Regions from separate parts of the Mus musculus genome. Here all the other regions are linked to region 1. The links are chromatin loops, found by intact Hi-C in ENCODE. Cell type or tissue: gastrocnemius. All regions are shown on one strand.

Region 1 (8,000 bases):
TGTGTGTGTGTGAGCCTGTGTGTGTGTGTGTGTACTGGTGTGTGTACGAGTGTGTGTGAGAGAGTGTGTGAGAGTGTGTGTGTGTGAGTGTATGTGTGAGTATGTGTGTGTGTGTCCCAGTGAGTTGCTTTCAGGAGCGTGGATGACAGATTAACAACGAAGCACCTAGGGCGAATCATCAATCAAGGAATTGAATCTGCATTGTGTGGCAGAGCTGTTATCTCATGCTTGGACGACCACATCTGGATTTCTCACAGGTGACAAATCGATCTCCACATTTTTCAGCCTCTGCTATTTGGAATTTCCTGTTACTATGGCAGAATCTAATCTTGACATGCTATGACCTAGTTAAAGAGATAATATTTCCATAAATCTTAGCTAAAGCAAAGCATTTTTATTACGTGGATTTTTTTTTCTCTAGCATAATTCAGGAAAGGTTGGGAGAATTAGGTGGATGTTTTCAGCTGTTTAAGTAATTTTGGTTTCGTTGGAACATGAAAATAAGTCCCAGATAGCCAAGCACAGCCAAGAAAACCAGGCAGTCCCCAAAAGCCACGTGGGTTTTGGTTTAACCAAAAATAAGATTGATAAAAGATTCTGTGAATTAAAAGAATGGCCCCAGCGTTTGGTGGCTGGACAGTAAGTTCTCTCTAACAATTTTCACAATGAGAAGTGAAGGGTAGGATAGAGGGAGAAAATTCAGGAAGGAACTGTACTTGAACATGGGACTTCAAGTCTAAAAATAACCATTGGGTTTGTGGCTTGTGACTGAAGGCAGCTGAGCGGGACACATGTATTTGTGCCACGTGACACATGTATTACTGCCATATTTTCACCATTCATCCCTCTGGTAAAGGACATTAAGTTGTTTCCCTTTCCTGGCCACTGTGGATGGGGCAGCCATGAACATTGCTGAGCAAGTACCAGTGGGGTAGGATGCCCAGTTGTGGGGTAGGATGCCCAGTTGTGGGGTAGGATGCCCAGTTGTTGAGTAGGATGCCCAGTTGTGGGGTAGGATGTCCAGTTGTTTGGGCACAGGCTAAGGAGTTGTATAGCTGGGTCATATGACAGATTTATAGCTTTTAGAATTTTTCTTTCGAAGATTCTCCATACTGATTTCCACAGAGGCTGCACCCATTTGCGTTCCTGCAGCACCGGGTAGAAGCTGTTTGTTGTCTGTTTATTATTATTATTATTCATCTTAGCTATCTGATTGGGGTGAGATGAAATCTCAGTTTTTTTAATTTACGTTTCCTTAATTAATTACATCTTCCTTTCCAGGGATGATGAATCTTTCTGAGGTATTTCTTAGCTTTGTATTTCTTCTACAGAGAGCTATGTTTAGATCCCTAAGCCAATTACAACTGGGTTATTTTCTTCCTAAACCCTTTGGGCTTTTTGTTGTTCTTCTTTGTATATTCTGTATATTAATCCTCTGTTAGATGTATGTCTAGAAGCGTTCTCTTCCATTCTGTGAGTTTCTTCTCCTCTTGATTGTTTCCTTAATTGTACAGAAATGTTCTAGTTGTGTGAGGTCCCAGTTATCAGTTGTTGGCCTTAATTCCTTGGCAAGTAGAGTCCTGCTCAGGGAGGCCTTCCTACGCATGTGTCCCACGGGGACTGCCCATGTCTCCTTCCTACAGGTGTGTCCCACAGGTGCTGCCCATGTCTCCTTCCTACACATATGTTCTACATGTGCTGCCCATGTCTCCTTCCTACAGGTGTGTCCCACAGGTGCTGCCCATGTCTCCTTTCTACACATATGTTCTACAGGTGTTGCCCATGTTTTCTTCTAGTGGTTTTAGTGTTTGGAGTTTCAGATTGAGGTGTTTATCCACTTGGACCTAATCTTTCTACAGGGTGATGGATGTGGCTCTAACTTCATACTTCTGAATGTCGACATCCATTTCCCAAGCAACTTTTGTTGAAGACACTGTGTTTTGCTCCGCATGGTTTTTGACTTTGTCAGTTGTCAGAAGGCTCTAATCGTGAGTACTCATGTTTGGGTCTTCTATTCTATTCCGTTGGTCTACATGTGTCGGTATCATGTTATTTTTATTACTGTAGCTCTCTAATAAATCTTGAAGTCAGAAACAACACTCTCTTCAGTATTATTCATTTTGCTCAAGATTGGGCATCTGGGGTATTTTCTGGGCACCCAGACTAACAAGCATATACCCCCCCAGACACATGTATGCAATTAAAATAAAATAGAATAAATCTTTAAAAGCAACTTCCTAAAAAAAAAAGGCAAGCATAGGAGTGTGCACACTTAATCCCTGCATTCATCAGGCAGAGGCACAAGGATCTCTGTGAGCTCTGGGCTAGCCTGGTTTACATAGCAAGTTCCAAGCTAGCCAGAGCTAAAATACAATGAGATCCTGTCAAAACAAAACAAAACAAAAATCAAATAAAAAAAAAATCAAGGGTACCTATCAGGGCAGGGAAATTTTGTCAGATTAAAAAAAGAGAGAGAGCTGTGTCTTGTCAGCTGATCTGAGCTAGTTTGTGGGACAGAATGGTACAGAGGACATCGTGACCTAAAGCTATGGAGACAGCAGCAACCTGTGTGAACAAGAAGCAGCAGCTATTTTAGAATGTGAGGTGTGATGCTGTGGGTGGGGGTGGGCCCAGAGCAGTGGCCTCAGCTCCTTTAGGAATTTAGGGCTAATTAAGATTGCTCAGTCTGCTTCAAGGTGAGAAATGTCTCCTTTTATATGTTTTTCCCGTTTCCTTCACGAAAGCCACTATGCACACCTTACTGTAGTCTGCCTGTGTGAGGGGACCAGGGCTTGCTGCCCAGAGCAGATGGTATTTATTCCTCTGCCCTAGGGGTCTCTGATCTGTTCATGATCTAGATTCATGTTGAATTTTGACATCTGTCCTTACTGAGACTTTCACAGTTAAATTAGTTCCAAAGCTGAGGACGTTGGCCTTGGTGGGAACACTTCCAAGTGTTCCCACACCAGCCTTCTAACTTCTCCTCGCACAGACTGACATTCAATAAGCAAGGGTTTTCACCCTCCTAGATTCAGTCTTTTCCCAATGATGGAGTCGGGGACAACTGTCTTGTTAGTAGCCACTAAGGTGATGTGACTTTGCATTTGAAACTGTTGACTGCTGACTACTGAGGTACACTTTCTAGCTCATTTTCCTATCTTCCTTGTGCCCAAATCAAAGTAACCCCCCGGAGACGTAAATCATCACGTTTCTGACCAGCACAAAACAGGAATGAATGCTCTAAAGTGGATTTCTGACCATCTGTTAAGTCTTTTTTTTCTCACTCAAAATATCAAGAATACTTCAAAAGCCAGATAAAATGTTTTTGTTTTTTTTTTTTTTTAATTTCCAGATTCACCTTTTGAGAAGTCTGATTTCCCGAGCAAAATGAGTCAGCCAGGATCTTTCTAACTTGAAAATGTAATAACCTTTTTTGGTTTGTCTGCACTCTTGTCTCCTCCACTAGATGGCGATGTTCTCAAGGGCAGAGAGGACGATCCGTTTGCCTCTAGGAAGTTCATTCCTTTTACACACGTAAACAAACAAAACAAAACCTACTAGGCACTAGGACCTTATGACTAACCACATGACTCATTTCCAGCACACGCGTGTGCGCGCGTGCACACACACACATTTGGGTGGTGTGGGAGGTGCAGTCAGACAGACAGGAATACACCTGTCTTAGTTGCTTATCAGGCCTGGGCTGTAGCTCAGTTGGTAGAGTGCTCCCCTAGCTCAACCCCATAAAGCTGGCATGGTTACAACACACCTGTCTCAGCACTCAGGACTTGGAGTCAAGAGGATCAGAAGTTCAAAGCCATCCCTGACTACATATTGGATTTGAGATCAAAGTAGAAGAATATATATTTTCTTCCCCCAAACAGCCAGCAATCTTACAAACTTCAGGGAAGAGTTCATTAAAAACGATTCTAGGCGCTGGTGAGATGAATCTGTCAGTGAGTAAGGATGGTTGCCGCCAAGCTCAAGGACATGAACTGAATCCCGGTACCCGCATGCTGAAAGGAGAAAAAGGGGGTAAGAGGGGAGGAAGAAAGAGAGAGGTCGCGGGAGAAGGCCAAGGAGCAAGCCACATGCTTCAAAGTCACTTCACCCCACATCGCGCCCTACTTCCGCTTCCTACAGTTAACGCTACCTCTAGGAGCGCCCATCGGCTGGGGACCAAGCTTTCATCCCAGGTGACTTTGGGAGCATTCCAGGTGCAAACTATAACTGACTCCTTAAGGTCGGGAATTTAAGCTTAAATTACAGCACTATGTTGTGACTAGTTGCTATCTATGACTTATATCTTAACTGTCCCCAACACAACAGTGTCCAGCGGCTGGTCTTTGGGAGGTGATTGTGTCCCAGAGAGCTCTAACATCATAAATAGACTAATCCATCGGTAGATTAATAACTTAATGGCCTATAGCTTTTTCTCCAGCCTCTTTCCAGGCGTCATGAGGTGTGAGCTTCTACACCTGGCTTTGTGTCTTTTCTTTTCTTTCTTTCTACATCATATCCCCACTCCCCACTCCCGGATTTTCAAGACAGAGTGTCTGTGTGTAGACCTGGCTGTCCAGGAACTCGCCGCTGCCTGCCTCTGCCTCCCGAGTGCACCACCACCACCCGGCTGTGTTTTCTTCGTCCATAGCTTTCATCTGTGTCTTCAATGACTTTTAGCTGCACCTGACATTTATTTTAATGCCAAACCGGTCCTGTTCAGAACAGTCTTTAATTCCTGGTCTCCTCACTAAGCTTTATTCTTAGCGCAAAATAGCCACGAATGACGGACGGACCTAGCTGCTGTTTGAAAGGGAAAAGGTTAACTGTTGTGCTCAAAGACTCGGTGCCGAGGGATTCTGTGAATAACAGCTGTTAATGTTTAAAGTTACTTCCATTTATGATAACACAGAATGAATATGGGTTTTATGTGCAGGAAGGAACCATCACAGTTCACTTTTTGAAATCTTGTGAAACCACGCTAGTAACCCGCTAAACCACAGCCCAGCAGTGGCTGCCGCTGCGCAGCACCGTTCTGCCTGTCTGCTCCCTCTCTCCCGCTTCACCTTTGCACACTAATTATATACTTTATGTTTACCTGACATTATGCAATTTGTAGGCTTAGCAGAGCTTAGCCATTCTAGGTAAGCCTCATTCTCTAGAATAAACTTTCCCCTTGGAGAAAAATATTTTTGTTGTTATGATAAAAAAAAAAGCTCCATAAACTGGCAAAAATCTATTTTGAGATTTTTTTTCCAAAGAAATTAAATTTCAAAATTGCTGAGATGTTAAGTAATGAATAAAATAAAGGGATTAATAATTCATTCGTGTATTAATAAATATTTCAGCACTAAATGGAGCCCTGGTAAATGCACATTAATATCTTAGTAAGTGAAATTCTTTGAATGTTTTCTATATTTTAATTTAATGTATTTAGTATTGACCATGGATCTATAGAAAGGAGGTTTAACAAAAGTCACTAATAAATATGAAAAGGAAACTTTGAGTGGTTTGAATAAATGAACATGGTCACAGTGTAAGACATTTGAAGGCAAGGATAGCTACCAATCACATCCTCAATGCGAGTGCTTTTTACTAATCAGGATTCTTCTTCCTTGAGATTTGCTAAGAAGCATTCCGAATCAGTGCTGTTCCAATGGAGTTGTAGCTTCTCAGTAGATGTGTCTTCAAATGTATGCTTTCAACTAATTCTAATTTCACTATTTAAATATTAGCCATAACTTTGGGGACTGTGCGCACGCGTGTGTGTATTGGTGGTTATGTATGTGTGTATGTGCCTTTTTATGTGTTTATATTTTGCTTATTGGTGTTTTGAATTTTTTAAAACAATTATTCATTGTGCAGCTGTGTGTGCACACACATGTGCCAGGGTTTGCTTGGAGGTCGGAGGACAGACACCTTGTGGGAGTTGCCTATCACCACGTGGATCCAGACATGGCTTGGTCTCAGGCACCTCTAGTCTTTGGGCTATCTTGCTGGCAATTTAGTTTTCTTTGACAAAGGATCTCACTATGCAGCCCAGGCTCGCCTTGAACTCACAATCCTCCTGCTCAAGCCTCCAGAGTGTTAGGATAATGAGCCAGCATGTGGCAGCAGTACATCTTGCCTTTATTGTGCAAACTAAAACCATATTGGAACAGAGGCCCGAGGTCACACCCTGCTCAGTTGTGGCTCTAGTGATGTCACACCGAGGACCTGTAACCTTCTGCTTTATGCGTACACTGCAGAAGATGGCCTCTGGAAAGTGTCATGTAGCACCATTGTCATTTTTGTACCAATAACACTGTTCTTTCCTCACACTGTACATGTTAGTGTTACTCAGGTCGGTTGTGGGGACCAGAAACACCCTGAACACTGCTAATGTCCCTCCGGGGCACAAGGTCACCTCCCAAGGGCCACCAGCTCTATAATAATGTTTTCTACAAGGATCTTGAACTTAAGAGACCTAAAGTAGAAAAGTCCCAAGAATCAATACTTCATTCATTCATTTACTTACTAACTCATCCATCCATTGTCTTACTCATTCATTCATCAATCCCAGATCATTCACTCATTCACCACACCTTCAAAATACTCTTTGGGCCGGGTGTGGTTGTACATGACTTTAATATCAGCATTTGGGAGGCAGAGGCAGGCGGATCTCTGTGATCTATAGCCTGGTCTACGTAGCGAGTTTCAAGAGACCCAGGGCCACTTTGAGAGATGCAATCTTAAAAAAAGAAAAAAAAAACTCTAGGATCTCATGGACTCATTCACCCAGGCACAAATATTCACATACACCCATATGGACACACCTTTAATCCCAGCACGTGGGAGGCAGAGGCAGGAGGAGTTCTGAGTTCGAGGCCAGCCTGGTCTACAGAGTGAGATCCAGGACAGCCAGGGCTACACAGAGAAACCCTGCCTCGAAGGAAAAAAAAAAAAAAAAAAAAAGGAAACACATTCATCTCATTAGTATGCAAATTGGCTTTAATCTTTAATAATTGATAAAATTAAATGTCTATCGAAGAGTTGTTTCAAAGAAAAGTTTTAAATTTATTTTTTGAAAATTCCATACATAAGTACTGCGTTTACATTATATCTGCTCCACTCTCCCCCCGCTCCCATCTCCAACTTCTCCTCTACCCACGCCCACTCCCTCAGTCTCATGCTTCAGGATATATATGATCTCTAAGCTTCCTGCTCCTGCCGCCACGCCTGCCACTTGCTGCTGTGTCTCCCTGAGAAAATGGTCTCTTCTTTCTTTCTCTCTTCCTTCATTTGCTTTTGGTCTTGATGCGTTACCACAGTAACAGAAAAGTCACCACTATATTCTATATCGCAAAACACCGTAGACAGCATCTAAGGACAGACACCAAAGATTGTCTTCTGGTGCCTGTGCGTGTGCACCATGTGCGTGCACATAAATACGCACACGCATCGAATGTAGGTGCTCGGAGTCCTTCAGTACCAAATATTCAGCCAAGATTTCATTCTTTATATGAAAATAAACAGTCATCTCATTGGTATGCAAATGTGCTTTAATCATTGACAGATGTTAAAACTACACGCCTATCAAATTATTCCTAAGTAATGTTTTTAATTTACTTTTTAAGAATTTTGTTCATGAGTACTGTGCTTACATCATCTCTGCCCTGCCTCTCCAACTTCTTCTGTATCTACTCCCCCTCCCTCTCAAGTTTATGACTTCGTTTTCTATAATTATTATTGTTAGACACACACACACACACACACACACACACACGCATGCACACATAGCGTTGCTGCTATGCATGTGTGTTTAGGGCTGGTCCCTGGGATTGGGTAACTCCCTAGAGGTTCATGCCTGGAGAAAACTGATTCTCTCTTTCAACATCCATTGACTCGATCACCTGTACATCATAATCTGGGGGCGGGGCCAGGTATTTTCCCAATCTTATTGGAAAGTTGACTGGTGTTGTCGTTACATCTTGTTTAGGTGACCATGCAGTCAAGATTCC
Region 2 (8,000 bases), 230 kb after region 1:
TTCCACTAGCAGCCTTTGGATGAAGATGTAGAACTCTCATGAGGCTCTGCCTGAACCTTGCCTGCCTGGATACTGCCATGCTCCCACCTTGATGATAATGGACTGAACCTCTGAACTGTAAGCTAGCCCCAATTAAATGTTGTTTTTTTATAAGACTTGCCTTGGTCATGATGTCTGTTCACAGCAGTAAAACCCTAACTAAGACAGCCTGTGATGAACTTTTCAGTGAATCATCTACGTCAATGGCAATCCCTAACACCAAAACACAGAATCCCTTCGTGAATCAGTGCATCACTCGAGTGATGTAAAGAAGACCTGCAAAGATAATGAGGAAAACTGTTTAGAAGTAAAAGAAAAGCATGAATACTAATGCCTGAATAATGATGTCTAACAGCTGTCCAACGTTCAAAGCGCCCTCACTCTATTACCTATGTACTCAGCACAAGTTTGAGTCCTGTTTATGTATGCTGGATATATATTGTTCCTAGGAATCAGGAATACAGAATAAGTCAGTCGAGATTCCTATTCTTACAGGGGAAGTCAGATTAACACAAGTATATATAGCAGCACACACATAGATAAGTAGGTAGTGTGGGTAGTGCTAAGTTCTGAGAATAGACAGAAGCTGGTGGGGAAGCTCTGAAATGGTGCTCAGAGAAGACGTTTGCATTTGGGTGAAGGTTAGCATAAGCTTGGGTATCTGGGGTTGACTGACTTAGAGTGCAGTGGTGTGTGTGTGTGTGTGTGTGTGTGTGTGTGTGTGCGCACACGCATGTGCAACAGCTAAGCCTGGTTGGTATTCTTGGCATATTCTGTGTAAAATAGGTTGGCCTGGAATTACTGCAGTTCTCCTGCCTCGGCCTTGCAAATGAAGTTGGTATTTAATGTTCATTTCCCCATTGTGGAAACCTAAGAATACCTACATTAAAGGACATCCTGGACTGATAAAGTTCCAAAATCCAAACCAGGTAGCCAAACTTTGCACCTCTTTCTCTTTCTTACTTTTTAAAATGTATATTGATGTCCTGCTTAGATGCATGTCTGTGTGAGGGTGTCAGACCCCCTGGAAATGGAATTACAGAGCTGTAAACTGCCATGTGGGAGCTGGGGATTGAACCCAGGTCTCTTGGCAGAGCAGCCAGAGCTCTTAACTGCTGAGCCATATCTCCAGACCCCTTTCTTTGATCACTGTGTCATTGTGTGTGGAAATGAACAATCAAACCATATTTTAATAAAAATATTTTATTTGGAGCTAGCCCCCTCCATTTGTTCCCCCCAAACCTGATAACCATATTTAAACCCAGAGTGTGCCTCCTCTCCACGTGTATTCTCCAGCCGATGCATTTCACTGTATGTCAGCCCTTCTGTCAGCAGAGAGCGGTGGGAAATCAGACGCTTGCCAAGCTGAAGGGGTGTGCTTAGCCATTGAAACGTTAGTTGGTAAGAAATGGAGTAGAAACCATCACTTTAAATGGCTTTTAAACAGCCTGTGGGTTTCATTTTCCTCTGTTCTTTGTGCTTTCATTTAATGCAAATAATGAAGAGTGTTTTTATGTTTATTTGCGGTGTGAGTGTTAATGGTGACAAGAGCTGGACAACTTAGTCATGGAGCTAACTTCTGGGCATTCTGTTATTCGTTCCTGTGATGGTTTGTATATGCTCGGCCCAGGGAGTGGCACTGTTAGAGGGTGTGGCCATGTTGGAGTAGGCGTGTCACTCTGGGTGTTAGCTTTAAGATCCTCATCCTAGCTGCCTGGAAGTCAGTATTCTATTAGCAGCCTTCAGGTGAAGACATAGAACTCTCAGCTCCTCCTGCGCCATGCCTTCCTGTATGCTGCCATGTTCCTACCATGATGATAGTGGACTGAACCTCTGAACCTGTGAGCCAGCCCCAGTGAAATGGTTTCCATTATAAGAGTTGCCTTGGTCCTGGTGTCTGTTCACATCTAAAACCCTAAGACAGTTCCCTACCTAAAGACCTGTGCTAGGAACTGCAGGATGGTTCATTGATTACAAATACACACTGGATAGCTGTGGTGACATGACTTTAATCCCAGCATTTGAAAGGCAGAATTCAAGGCCAACCAGATCCACATATTTCCTAGATAGCCAGGTATGCATAGTGAGAGGAGGGAGAAAAAGAGAGAGGGGGTGGGGAGGGAGAGAAAGAGAGAGCACACCGTCTGAACGGGTTCATTGGCGTCAGGTTGGTAAGGTCTCCAGGTGGCCTGAGCACAGGCTCCCTGTGTACACACAGATTGATGCCAGGTCATGTGGAAACACACTAGGTTTCCCATTGTCCTTCACCGTTTCAGACCATTTCATGCGCCCATGCCTGTCTCTGCAGCAGCGTTGGCTCTCCATGGGCACTGCTTAATGTGGGTCTCCAGTTTATATGCTTGACTTTTCTCTCGAACTGAGCCTAAAATGCTATTTTTTCTCCTTAAGAACATTTGTGGGAAAACCTCCAGGAGAACTCTTACTTTACTCTTCTTATTCTCATTCTTTTCTTTAGAACTGGTCTTTGTTTTCCCCCTCATCGTGTTTCTCTGAGAAGAGCCATGTCCCGTGTGTACACGGGACAGCACAGAGCGGTAGTAGAGACACCTGCTTTATGTGGCAGGGCTTAGGATCCAGTGCCGCAGTCTCCAGCTTTGCTTCAGTGAAGCGTTGTTTGCCATGGCCTTGTCATTAACAGTAGACTATTGTAAGTGGGGAATGAGCAGGACTTCAGGGGAAAGTAATACAGTTTACTTATACCGAGATGTTTGCCCATTCCTTTCTCACAGCATAAATTCAAGCTGTAACGTGGGATCCAGGTTTCTCAGCCTCTTCTGTCACTTGGAGCCCATTGATGTCCTTGGTTAGTCACACCCTGCTTTAGAACAACAGTGGTACCAAGTCCTCCTGAGGGCTATGACGTCCCTAAGGTCATTTTCACAGAACTCTCTTAGCTCTTTGGCAGAACAATTCACAACTTCCATTTGTTCGTAAGTTAAAAGGAGCAGACAAAATGCTTACATGTGGCTGTGTGCGGACTCCAATGACTTAAAATTTAAACTTACATTTAGTGTGTGTGCACATGTGTGGAGTCAGAGGTCAACATGTAGGAGTCAGTTTTCTCCTTCTGCCTTGTGGTTCCTGGGACTTCAACTCAGGCCATCAGCCTTGGTGGTAAGCCCCTTTATCCACTGAGCCAGCTCACTGGCCCTGTCACACTGAGTTTTGGGGTGCTGTCTATTGAGGTGTGGTACATCTTTGATGTTGGATCTATTCTAGAGGGGGACACTTAGGACAACTGCTGTTAACTCGGAACAGAGAGGACCCAGGACTCCTCAGCCCAGTGTTCTCGCTGTAGCAACAGCCAGAAGAGACTACACATGTCCTTGGGGCAGTGTGAGATGGCACGTCCCATGCATTCAGTTGGGTGTGACAACCAACTGAATACCTCAGAATACCTCAGAAAGGCATCTTGAAAGGAGAAAGCTAGGTTTGGGCTCAGTTTCAGTCTCTGTAGTCATTTGGTGAGGCAGAACACCACAGTAGAGAGGACACAATGGAGCAGTTTCTCACCTATCACAAATGATTTAAAGAGAGAGAAGGACAGAGAGGGTGAGGAGGGAGGGAAGGAGGGAGGGAGGGAGGGAGGAGAGGGAGGGAGGGAGGGAGGGAGGGAGGGAGAGAGAAGGGGTGGGAAGGAAAGAACATGGAAGGTGCCAGGGTCTCAGTACACTTTGGTTTTTTTTTTATTTTGGGGGGTTGGGGTTTTTGTTGTTGTTGTTTTGGTAGGTTGGTTTTGTTGTTTTGTTTTTTCAAGACAAGGTTTCTCTGTGTAGCCCTGGCTGTCCTGTAACTCACCCTGTAGACCACTCTGGCCTTTAACTCAGAGCTTTGCCTGCCTCTGCCTTCTGAGTGCAGGGATTAAAGGCGAGTGCAGGACCCGTCCTCAGTATCTCTTTCAAGGGCTTGCCCCTGGGCCTTCCCCTTACAGCCAGGTTCTGCCTCCATGTTCCTCTCTCCTCCCAGTGGTGCCATCTGCTGGGGACAGACTCCTCAGCATCCCTGCCTTTAGAGGACATGCCAGACCAGACTATCACATCCTCACGAACTCTGGTCAGGTCTTTGGTCTCTTCCTCTGACCGGGTTGTTTCTGGTTATTGGCAAAGCCTCTGTCCAGCCCCGTGAGGCTTACCACATGGGTGAGGGCTGATAAGGTGGGCGCTCTGTAAATGCTCAGCTCTGAAGGAGTCCTAAGACAGAGTTTGAGTACGCAGAGCCTGCTAACGTTAAGGCAGGAGCAAGATTCGAGGAGCAGCGCAGGCTTAGTGAAGGTCTTTGTGGTAAGGAAGACTCATGGGAATCTGGCTGCTGAAACTGCCACCTGCTGGCTGCAAGGCCAGTGGTGATCTGTTTTCCTTGCTCAGCTTTTGCTGTCTTCCATTTGAAATGGGTAACGCTATCGGCCTCTCAGACTTACAAGGCTTAAGTAAAGTTATGTTTACACAGGCACTGGCGCAGAAGACAGACACTGTCAGTTTCCCTAAGTGACTGTTCTTGCTATTGCTCTTGGACTAGCAGCAGCTTTCCTAGTCTGAGGGATTATGCCTAGCTGTGAGAATACTGTGTTCACTGTGGGAGTTCAGACAGCATGGGGGAGAAGCAGCCAGATGAAGTAACCACCGTGGTCCAGCAATGGCTGGTACCAAGTCATACTGCTTCACTGTACCTCCAACCACAGATTGTCTCCATCTACAGACTGGAAGACAGTTGTGCTCAAAGCCACTGTTGTTGGTCACGCAGGTGAAGAAACCGTTGCCTGGAGAGGCTTTTTTTTTTTTTTGAAGTGATGTGCTAGGTGCCAGGTCCCATAAGTGTGATTTGAATGGTTTGTAGTTTGCTACAAACTGAAGATGGCAGATGGCAGCACACGAAGTGTCTGTAAGCATTTGGTGAGGAAGTTCAGGCATGATCTGGTAATTTACCAAGAAATCAGTGCTTAGGAGATAGGAACCAACTACTTGTAACAGTTTAAGTATTTTTGATGACAGGTGATAGATTCAAACAGATGAGAAGTTTTAATGTCCAAAGGGTTCCCAATAAACTCTTCTTTCCAACCTAGAGTTACCAAGTAGAGGGATTCTGTGCACATACACTTGGCCGTTTGTATCTGTGGCCTGTATTCTTGGATTAAACCAAGAATGTTCTAAATAAGTAATCTTTAAAAGCAGTAATGGCATCTGTACTGGGAGTCTGTAGACTTTCCCTTCTTACTGTTCCCTAAGCAGTGTAATGTAGGAACTGTTTGCACAGCATCTACATTGTCAGGTACTGGAAGCTGCCTACAGGTGATTGAGGGATGTAAGAGAATGGGGTAAGTCGTGTGCAAACGTGACACCATTCTACCTAGAAGGAACTTGGGAATCTGGGGCTTTTGTGCCTTTGATGATGGGTGGGGTGGTCCTGGACCCTTTCTCCACAGAAGCCAAAGTGTGGTGGTATGAACAGATGTAAAGCTTCCTGAGACACAGGGCAGCATTTGATTCTTCGTGTGATTTTTCTTTTCTGAGTATATGTGAGGGATTATGCCATATCACTGCACATGTGAATATCTTATTCTTTAATTCCTTAGCACTCTACTTCATGGGGATATTTAACCACATTCCCCCGATGGGTCTCTAGGTTGTGTCTCACCTTCAGTAATTTTATTTATTTTAAAGATTTGTTATTTATTTATTTATTTATTTTGTGTTTTTGTTTGTTTGTTTGTTTGTTTGTTTTACAATAGGGTTTCCCTGTATAGCCCTGGCTGTCTTGGGACATGCTCTGTAAACCAGGCTGGCCTTGAACCTACCACCCAGAAAGATTTATTTTATTTTATGTGTGTAAATAAATGCTTTACTTGTGTGTATGTATGCGTGCCACATGACCATGGAAAGCAGAAGAACTGTAGTTACAGATGGCTGTGAGCCACCATGTGGGTGCTGGAATTGAACTCAGGTCCTCTGCAAGAACAGCCAGGGCTCTAACCACTGAGCCATCTCCTCAGCCCCATTGTCTGTAATTTTAAATATTGTGTTAAAGCGAACAAGTTTGACTTACATATAAGTCACTTCACATTTCTACATGTGGGAGTTTTATTATACATAAAATTCTTAAATGAAGCTCATAGAGCTGTTTACATTTATTTATTTTTAAACCCACAAAGTCTCATTTGTGCCGACCACGTGCTTATGAGTATGGGTTCCACTGCAGTAGGTTGACCTGCCTGAGGCCACACCCTTACAGAAAAGTGACTGCTCCTCCCCCAGCGGCCCTCAATGTCAATAGATTCTGGAGCCCCTTCCCCACCTCATGTGGAATAGTGACTAGCTTGCTCTTGTCCAGGCAACCAGAGCTGTGATTTCATGAGTTCAAGGGTCCTGTCCCACCCAGAAGACACGTCTTCCCGTGGGGGCTGAGCTCTCCACAGACACTGCACTGGAGCAGTTGTCAGTTTCAGCACTAACTGCAGCCCACTGCACAGCGAGCGTCTGTACTGAGGTGTGGGGACTGCGCTAGCCTGTGTGCGTGAGGATCTGAAGCCAGAGTGCAGTTGGATACTAAGGGTGTGTTTTAAAGAGAAATACTCTATCTGCGGTGGTTAAGAGTAACCAGAGAGGGAAGTGGTGAGGCAGGGTTGGAGGCTTATCAGTATGCTGGGAGGGCGGTGTGGAGACAGCACAGGCTAGAGCTGTTAGAGGTGTCTACAAGGTAAAACTACAGTTCCTGACAGACTGGATGTGAGGTGACGGAGTGGGAGGGCTGGGAACGGAGATCACGTTAGGAATTGTGAGGTTGGGGTGTGTCGAGGTTCAGTTGTTGGCAAGCATCCAAGTGGACGTGTCAAGGTGACAGCACATACGTCTGAAATTCAAGAGAGATACCTGGAGACAGAACTTGTCTGCATACATGCTGCTTCAGGCTCTGAAACCAAGCAGAATCATCCCAGCAGTTGATGTAATGGGACAGAGAAAACAAGACACTAAGGTTGGAATTCCTGGTTTACTGCAGAATCAGAAAGCTGGGAGAGAAGGGACATGAACAGGGAGATCTAGGACGGCAAGATTATCAGGAGGAGGGTGAGCAGCTGCTGAGAGCTACTTGCAAGCCAAGAAGACATGTCTGCTTCTACATGTCAGCTCCTTCCTTTTGAGGTGCTGTCCAGTGTAGTGATTGTCAGCAGGAGTTCCTGACCTGGGAATCCCTTCAGTTTGGCTCTCATGCTTGCATCTTCTGAAATTCTGCAGGTTGATCTCATAGAGCTGGGCACCCATCCCTCAGTCTTGGATGGGAACATTTCTCTAGAGAAAGTACCACTGTTGTTTGGTCATGTGTGTTTCTAGACATTTTTTTCATGGATGAGTCAGGAAATAACATTATTTTAAAAAATACATTAACTTTTAAAACTTGCTTAATAGTTTTTTGTTAGCTATAGTTTGATATTTTGTGGGAATGATACAAATTTCATCTTCTCAAGAGAAAAAGGTTTAAAATATGTTTTTCCTTTGAGAATTTCATACAATATATTTTGATCAAGATAATGGCCTTCACTAGGCTTACTGAGGGCTTAGGGCTTTTTTTGGCTAAAAATGTATTCCAATAAGGATATAAATTCAAAATATAGTTTTAAAATCTCTTAAAATATATTTTTCTTTCTGTTTATATCAGTTTGGCATCTAGTGAATTTGTTTCAATTTGTATTAAATATTTCAAGATTGGGGGGGTTGTACGTTTTTATCTTTAAAAAATGATTAAAGAATTTGCATGGCTTTAAGGAATCTCCCTGCTCCTCCACTGGTGACCTTAAGTTCACCCTTCTAGGGTTTGTTTCTGCAAGCGAGTGCACACGCGTGTTTCCTGGGGTCATTCTTCCTCCACGATTCCCCCTTGTATCCCTCCCCTCACTCTAGCCCCCATTGTCCTTCCACAGAAGTTGCTGTCCTCGTGCCCATCCCCTCAGA
Region 3 (8,000 bases), 370 kb after region 1:
AGGGAGGCAGGGGCCCTCAAGTTCAAGGTCAGCCTGGTCTACAGAGTGAGTTCCAGGCCTACCTAGGCTGAAGTGTGAGACCCTGACTCAGAATTTAAAATGAGGGCCTGGAGAAATGGCTCTTGGGCTAAGAGTACTTGTTGCTATAGCGAAGCAGCTGAGTTTGGTTCTCAGTTCTCACACGGTGCCTCTGAGCCTCCCTGAACCCCAATTCTGGCCTCTCTAGGCACCAGGCATGAATATGACACACATTCATACAGACAGTCACTCACACATACTCATAAAATAAAAATAAATAAGAGAAATTAGAGAAATAAATTAGAGAAAATTAAAAATGAAAAGAGGTCTGGGGAGGCAGCTCAAGCAGCAAGAACACTTACCTGACACACAGCAGGCCTCAGGTTCAAGTCCCAGGACTGCTGAAATAGACTCCCCTTTATGACTAAAGTTGACTAAACTGACCTAGAAATTATCTCGTGAAGTAAAAGTTCTACTGTTGGTCCCTTGAAATTTGCCTGTTGTTTTTTGGGGGGGGAGTTTTACTTCAAGCAGTGTTCCAGTTTAGTCTCTCTTGCTGTAATAAAAACCCCTGACTGAAAGCACCTGGGAGCAGGAAAGGGTCACACTTTCAAGTGACGGTCCCTCTTTGAGAGGGGTCAAGGCAGGAACTCAGTAAGAACTTGAAACAGGAAGCAGGGAGAAACGCTGCTGGCTGGCTTGCTCACTTTCTGGCTTATGCTCTGTTAACCTTGTATAGCCCAGGTCTACCTGTCTAGGGAATGGTGCTTCCCACAGTGGGCTGGGCCCTCCTACCTCAGTTGCTAACAAGACAGTCCTCCACAGGTGTGTCTACAGGCCAATCTGATTTTTACAGTCTCTCAATTGAGACTCAAGGCTATGTCAAGGTGACAGTAAATGCTAACTAAGGTAGAAAATAAAATATTTTTTATTTGTCTCCTAAGACATTGTTTTGGTACTAATTTTGCTTTAGGACCTATGTCAAGGTGACAGTAAATGCTAACTAAGGTAGAAAATAAAATATTTTTTATTTGTCTCCTAAGACATTGTTTTGGTACTGATTTTGCTTTAGGACCGTGAGCTAAGGGAAGAAGAGAAGATGATGTCATGTCTACTGGCTGTAGCATTCTTGCTTTTCAGTAACTTGTCAAACTTAAACTAAGGCTAAAATAAGCATAGCCCTTTTCTGGCGACATTTGGCTGTGTAGTCTTTTTAAAAAATTCTTTTTTTTAAAGAAAGCCATTTAGCTGTTACATTTCTGGGTTGTGATGGGCTTCCAGAAATACTAAATAAGATATGACGTTCTTATTTTTCTAGAAAATTCTATAGCCATGCATCTTTTTAACAAACTCATTACTGTGAAACAGTGAGCCATTGCTGATTTAGTCCACGTTAAGCGAGGAAGCCCAGGATGAAGGCATAGATCCGCTGACCCGTCTGCCTCCTGCCGTCAAAACCCTTTCAATTATTAATGCATACATATAACACATACATATTTAATCCTCAACTAATAAAAACATCAAGCCTTAGCATGATGCAGAAGTCCGGGCATCGTTTATTGTGAATGTGGGGCAGTAGAGGACGGGTGCATTGTGGGACATTTGCAGCTTGTGGTGCCGAGTGTCGTGGACTTTCCCCGTGGGGAGTTAGAGGATGAAGCCAGTCTTAAAAGGCTTGGGCCAGTGCGGCGCGTTAGATTTCTGCAACACTGTGATGAGGTTTTAAAACAAGGCCGGTGTTTGATGCTTATCTCTGCTGCTGGCAAGCGAGGTGCTCCGTGTTCCCTGGACTTTGCTCACTGTCCTGAGCTGAGCGTGAGATGTTTTAATAGGGCGCCTTCCTTATGTAAGTCCTCCCTCTACTTGTTTTCCAAGAGCTGGGGGAGACAACTGTGGAAGAATCTCAGTGCGTCCCCTGTCACGTGGGATGGGGCTCAGCGCGTTCTCTGTCACGAGGGAGGGGCTGTGTTTTGTTTGTTGAGCTTCAGACTCCCCGCGGAGCTGAGGCTAACCCGGTAGTGTTCAGGATTGCAGGCACGCCTTTTGTGAGGTTCTGGTAAGCAAACCCCGGCTGGACGCATCCTGGATTCTATCTACTGAGGTCCAGCCTCAGTGCCAGTAGCAGGGTCAGCCCTGGTAAGCACTCGGGTGGGAGGCTTTCCTAAAGCCAGGCAGCTGTGCTGAGTCCCGGCCCCACCACTCAGTGCTGGGGCGACCTTGACCGCAGCAGCCCTGCCCATTCTAACAGGGAGAAGGTAGCGCTGGGGCAAATCCTCATTTCTAGACCTTTGTCTCTGATGGCCATGCTTGTCCACTGGCTTCAAGGACTTCTTTAAAATCTGTATGTGTTTATTTATACAGTTCCACAGAGTCAGAAACCAGGGACACAGGGAGCTTTTAGAATGGTCCATTAAAGACACTTTTGCAGATAAGAGTTATGTCTTTTATTTTATGGATGTAATTTTGACGTGCCGTATCCCGGCTGGGTGGGTAATTCCACGGTGGAGCACCCTCCCTGCCTGTACCCTGGAGAACCTGAACTGGGTCACAGGTGGGCCTCATGGTCCGTCCCCAGCACAGGTACAAGCTCAGCCCAGCTGGTATTGCTTCTCTCTCTGATGTTCCCCTGGTCTCTGTGGTGTTCTTAAATACCAACCGCTGGTAGGTAAGACCCCACGCTGGCTTCCATTGTCACGTGATGTATGCTTTCTCTCTGGCCAATGAATCTATGTATTATGATCATGTATAGGTATAATATATTTTATATGGTGAGATGTATATATAGTCCTAGCTGTGGATATAAACGTGTCTGCTTATAGAGAGGTAAGAAGTGAACAAGAGAGTAAAAGTAAGGGTTTTTCTGTGCCCTCTGCTCTGACGAGGGACACAGAGACCTTTATATTTGTTAACAGCTTCGGGCACTATAGCTAGGCAGATTCTGAGCTATTCTAACCAGACAGTGCAGGCCTAGCCTACTTCCCCCACGTGGCCCATTACCTGCCATCTTGGTCTTATCCAGCACTTTTCTCTTCATCTGTGTCCCGATGGCCAACTTCCCTGGTCCCCACCGGAGACCCTCTCCATCTGGGTTATAATCTCTCTGGGCTTGGAAGTCCCATCTTTCCTCTCTTGCCCAGCTATTGGCTGTTCAGTTCTTTATTTTAACCAATCAGATGGTGATGGAGTATAATGTTTTACAAAATACTGAATCAGGTGATACTTTAATGACAGTAGCAAAGTTCTGACTGCCACCAGATCTCTGGGTACAGAAGTCAGCATTTGAATACACAGTGCACTAAACACCCCCCCCCCCCAACAAAAGACGCTCTCTCTATATTAGGTCTAGTTTAACTTTCCTACATTTAAAACAAATACTTGTATGGATTGTGATGACTGTCTCACGCTGTTTGTGTGTGATTCACCCCCCTCCTTGCCCCCAGCTCTTCCGTCATCTTTTTCTCAGGGTCTTGCATCAGGTGGAAAGCCTGGTGTAGTCTTAGTTTTCCTATTTACAAAGCGTGCACAGCCTGACAGAAAATCCCCAGGATGGGCTGGCTGGAGAGGTGGCTCCGCAGTTAGCGCACTGGCTGCTCTTGCAGAGGACCCACATCTGGTTCCCAGCACCTGCATGGTGGCTCACAGATCTCTACAGCCCCAGAGCTTGAGGATGCAATTCTGTCTTTGGGCTTCCTCACGCACTGCGTGCACATAAACACATGCAGAACACCGGCACACTGTTAAAAAATAGTAACAATAAAAACATTCTCAGTGTCATTGCACAGAGTGGAGCCCATAACACAGAGTATCATTCCCGTCTCCCACCCCCCTTTTTTCCTTGACCATTTCTCTTCCCTTTTCTCTCTTCCCACTCAAATTCCTCCTCGCTCTGACTAGGGGCTCGATTTTGTAAGAGTGCAGCTTGGTTTTTAAACCAGCAGGGGGCGCACTAGACTTTTCTAACGGTTTCCTGGTTTGTGGAGCCCCTGGAATCCTGCTGGATAGTGCGTTTCTTTGCGTTGATATGTCTAGTGAATATTAAACTCCTCCATGGTGAATTTAATTTTGAGTTATTTAAAACCCACTTTTTTCCTTTAGAAACTAAATTAACCATTGCGTTTAAGCTTAAACGTGGTCGTTTTTCAAATCAGCGTTTTTGAACCAAAATGTGAACAATGATCAGATGAGGATGGGTGCCTAATAAAGTCATTAACAGGACGCAGTCAGAGCTAGAATTTGGAGGCGTTAAGGACAGATTGTAGGAAGCCAGATAAACTGCTAAGGAGCCCTGCACTTGACCTATGGAACATTTGACCTAGTTGAGCTAAAACCCTAACTGAACATGTCAAGGTCGCTGGCTTTCTGTGAAAGCCATAGTGCAGAATTCCACAGACAAATAGCTTGGAATGTTGAACTCATTGTCACTTGGAGTAAGGGAATTGGGAGTTGGCGAGCCTTGGTGCCAAGCTGTCTTTGGCTCACATGCTTGTGGCTGCAGCGCCCTCGTGTGGTGAAAGGAGCGTAGAACCCCTGCCCGCTTACAGTCCTGGGCCCTTTGCCTTTCAGACAGGCGCTGTACTGGTCACCCTCCAGCGGGAGGTTTGCCACGTGCTGTCTTTGGTGTTCCACTGTTTGAACACCGTTTGTCACATGGTGTGACCTTGGCTTTTACAAAGCTTACGTAGTTCCTGGGCCAACGGATTGCTTGGAACATCGTGTTTATTTCCACCAGAAGCAGTTTCTTGGAGGGTAACTGGGGACCCAGGGCATCTGTGGAGACCTCTGTACTGTTGCTGTGGTCACATTGGGTGGGAGGTGTCTGGTTTTGAAGACCCAGTTTGTACTGGGATACTAATTGTGCTTTGCTCAATAATGCCTATAGACCCAAGGGAGGAGCTAGTTTGCCTTTGAATGCAGAGTGGATCATGATGTCATAGCCAGTTGCAGAAGGGAGACTAGGTGGTGCTCCTTCCTGCCTTTGCTCTGCCCTCCTTAGAAACTTAAGTCCCTCTCAGGCCCTGAGGGAGTCAAAGCCACCAGCTAACCAGGGGTCAGTTCTTCCTCGTATATGTCTCTGGGCATCTATTTAGAAGCCTCACCTGGTTGACGTCAGTTTCTAAGGACCATTGTTTGCATCTGATTGTAGGCATCTTCAAATGCCCCATTTCTCCTAGAGGCCCAGACAAAGGAGTGTACGGATTATCAGTGGGTCTCAGTAGATCAGTCACAAACCTTCAAGAGATGGACCTAGGCTGTAGCCTAGGCTGTGGGGATAACCCGAGTCATGGAATTCCCAGATCTGTGCCCATATCCCCCAAGGTCTGGAATTACAGTCGTGGGGCATCCTGCCAAGCTCCTAAATCACTTTTTAATTAATAAGAGGGACCATAATCTTTATGTAGCTCTATGTAAGCATGTGACTGTGTGATATTAAATGTATAGCTACAGACCTTAAGGTGCTGTAAAGACACCAAGACAGGATCCTCTGACATCTGGATGATGTCACGTGCAGACACGTGACAAAGTGGATGCAGGAGATCATGCTGATACATGAATCTGTTTCCAGGTTAGAGACAGGATCTGGGGCTGAGGGATCTGCAAACTCACCGAAGCTGATCTCTCTCTCTCTCTCTCTCTCTCTCTCTCTCTCTCTCCCTCCCTCCCTCCCTCCCTTCCTCCCTCCCTCCCTCCCTCCCTCCCTCCCTCCCTCTGCTTGGTCACGTATTCTCTGTCTTGTCACACTCTCACAGCCTGCTGCTCCTTGTCCCATTCAGTGTGTTGGCATTCAACCCCTGATTGAAGATACTTAGGCACCTGTAGGATATAACCCCATGATCTGTATATATGCCCTTATATGTATACATATAATTTATAGATTCTACCAACTCGGACAAAAGGTGACTTGGTGTCTGGGGAGAAGAATATGTGGTTAAAAGTGTTGTGTAATCATAAGGATTACACATTTGGATCCTGGCACCTGGGTAACAAGGCAGGCATCCATCTCACAAACATTTGTAACTGCAGCTCTGAGTGTCCTGGTGACTCCCAATCAGAAAATTATTTTTGTTGCTACTTCATGTTGCTACTTTTGTTCCAGTAAATATGTTTGCTACTGTTGGGAATTGTAATGCAAATATTTTTGGAGATAGAGGGTTGCCAAATGGGTCGTGACCCACAGGTTGAGTTAAACCTTGGGCGAGAGCAGACTTGTCTCGAGAGCTGCAGGTTTCTCTTTGTGTGGTGGAAAGCCGTCCGGGGAGTCGGCTGGGTTTCTCTTTGTGTGGTGGAAAGCCGTCTGGGGAGTCTGCTGGGAAGCGCGCATTTTGGAAGGCTTGTTCTTGCTGACCTGGCAGAATCAGTGATTGAGGTTGTGAATCAAGAGGAAGATGCCTGGCGCTGAGAGGCAGTGCTCTGATTGGCTGCCTGGCGCTGAGAGGCAGTGCTCTGATTGGCTGCCTAGCCCCCTGTGCACAGGCATTGGGTTCCATACTCAGTTCTGCAAAATAGTTAAGGTGAGCCATGTGTCCCGAGCTTGACTGTGCCTCCCTCTCTCTCTCTCTCTCCCTCTCTCTCTCTCTCTCTCTCTCTCTCTCTCTCTCTCTCTCTCGCACTTTCCAGACTTCTCAGAGTCCTGCTGCTGCTGTCATGTGTAGTACCTGACCAAGGCTCTAAAGCCACCTCTCCCTGTTCTCCTAGGATACTTGGGATGAACTCCTGATTGGTGACGTGGAGATGAAAAGGGTGTTGAGCTGTCCCAGGTAAAGGCTGGGCTTAGACGTGGCCTTTGGGTGTGGAATGCACTTCCGTTTGTAACCGCCATCTAACCCTGGCCTTTGACAGGTGCGTTCTGACTACAGTGGACCCAGACACCGGCATCATAGACAGGAAGGAGCCACTGGAGACCCTGAAGAGGTAGGACACCAGCGTGCGCCCGTGTTGTTGATATCACCAGTCAGGCACCAGGTGTCTATGCGCTATCCCAGGGGCACCTTTGATTTGTATCTGTCCCTCAAGGATGTGAGTCCCTGTTTCTTCCTCTTTTCATATTTTTAATTTTTCTAGGTGGATCCTCTATTCGGATACATTTTTAGTTGTACAATGTCCTATTTTAGAACTTTGACCTCTCACCAACTTCTTTTCTGATGTGTGTATGTGTGTGTTTGTTTGTATATGTGTGTGTGTGTGTGTGCATATGTGTGTTGATGGTGTGTGTATGTGTGTATATGCATGTATGTGCGTGTATTTGTGTGTGAGTAAATGTGTGTGTATTTGTGTGTGAATGAATGTGTATGTTTGTGTGTGAGTATGTGCGTATGTATATGTGTGTATATGCATGTATATATGTGTATTTGTGTGTGGATGAATGTGTGTATGTATGTGTGTATGTATGTATGTGTGTATATACGTGTGTGTATGTGAATGTGTGTGTATGTGTGTATGTGTTTGTGTGTGTCTGTGTGTATGTGTTTGTGTATGTATGTGTGTGATAGTATGTGTGTGTGTTTATGTGTATGTGTGTGTAGGGCAGAGGTTTACATTGAATGACTTTATCGACTGCTTTTCATGTTTGTCTTTTGAGTTTGTTTTATAGAAATTTCTTGTTTTTGAAAATGATCTATTTATTTTTTATTTTATGTGCATTGGTGTTTTGCCTGCAAGTATGTCTACCTGAAGGTGTCTGACCCTCTGGAGCTGGAGTTACAGACAGTTATGAGTTGCCATGTGGGTGCTGGAAATTGAACCCTTGTCTTCTGGAAGAGCAAGCAGTCAGTGCTCTTAGCCTGAGCCACCTCTCCAGCGATTAGACTTATTTTCAAAGGGCAGACCGTCTAGGCAGTTTAGAGCTTCTGTTACCAGCACTCCGCTGTCTTCTCACTCTCAGACACGCACACACATGTGTTCTCTGAGTGAGGAAGAGGTCTCCACAGTTCCTTCCTGCATGTCTTTCTCATCTCAAGCGTCACACATGATTCCTTACGGGCACA

Evidence for each region. A loop is a pair of places that touch in the nucleus more often than their neighbours do. Peaks named below come from ENCODE experiments on the same cell type or tissue, not always from the same donor. Only the 100,000 strongest peaks of a DNase experiment are listed, where the experiment ranks them.
Region 2: a loop joins it to region 1, with 12 times the contacts of the local background. A loop is called at or near these places in 33 of 42 quality-filtered maps.
Region 3: it touches region 1 in a loop (4-fold over the local background); 16 of 42 quality-filtered maps call a loop at or near these places.

Annotation. Positions count from the first base shown.
Region 1 is chr1:185,189,284-185,197,283 of GRCm38, reverse strand. No RefSeq gene overlaps it. Among named protein-coding and RNA genes, the nearest start is that of Rab3gap2, 11 kb to the left of the region's middle. In gastrocnemius, a CTCF peak has its summit at 3,462 (motif pointing right); DNase peaks (open chromatin) are centred at 3,503 and 3,701; H3K4me3 peaks cover 214 bases; H3K27ac peaks cover 233 bases.
Region 2 is chr1:184,962,189-184,970,188 of GRCm38, reverse strand. All of the region lies in intron 1 of Mark1 (MAP/microtubule affinity regulating kinase 1), which reads left to right. Among named protein-coding and RNA genes, the nearest start is that of Mark1, 33 kb to the left of the region's middle. In gastrocnemius, CTCF peaks have their summits at 4,082 (motif pointing left) and 4,363 (motif pointing left); DNase peaks (open chromatin) are centred at 1,380, 4,039 and 6,845.
Region 3 is chr1:184,821,262-184,829,261 of GRCm38, reverse strand. Mtarc2 (mitochondrial amidoxime reducing component 2) reads left to right here. Exons shown (of 8, transcript NM_133684.4): 5 at 6,712-6,773; 6 at 6,856-6,927. Mir1981 (microRNA 1981) reads left to right here and starts at 6,774; the gene lies at 6,774-6,855. In gastrocnemius, CTCF peaks have their summits at 3,943 (motif pointing right) and 4,532 (motif pointing left); DNase peaks (open chromatin) are centred at 1,999, 3,960, 4,522 and 6,407; H3K4me3 peaks cover 1,096 bases; H3K27ac peaks cover 2,181 bases.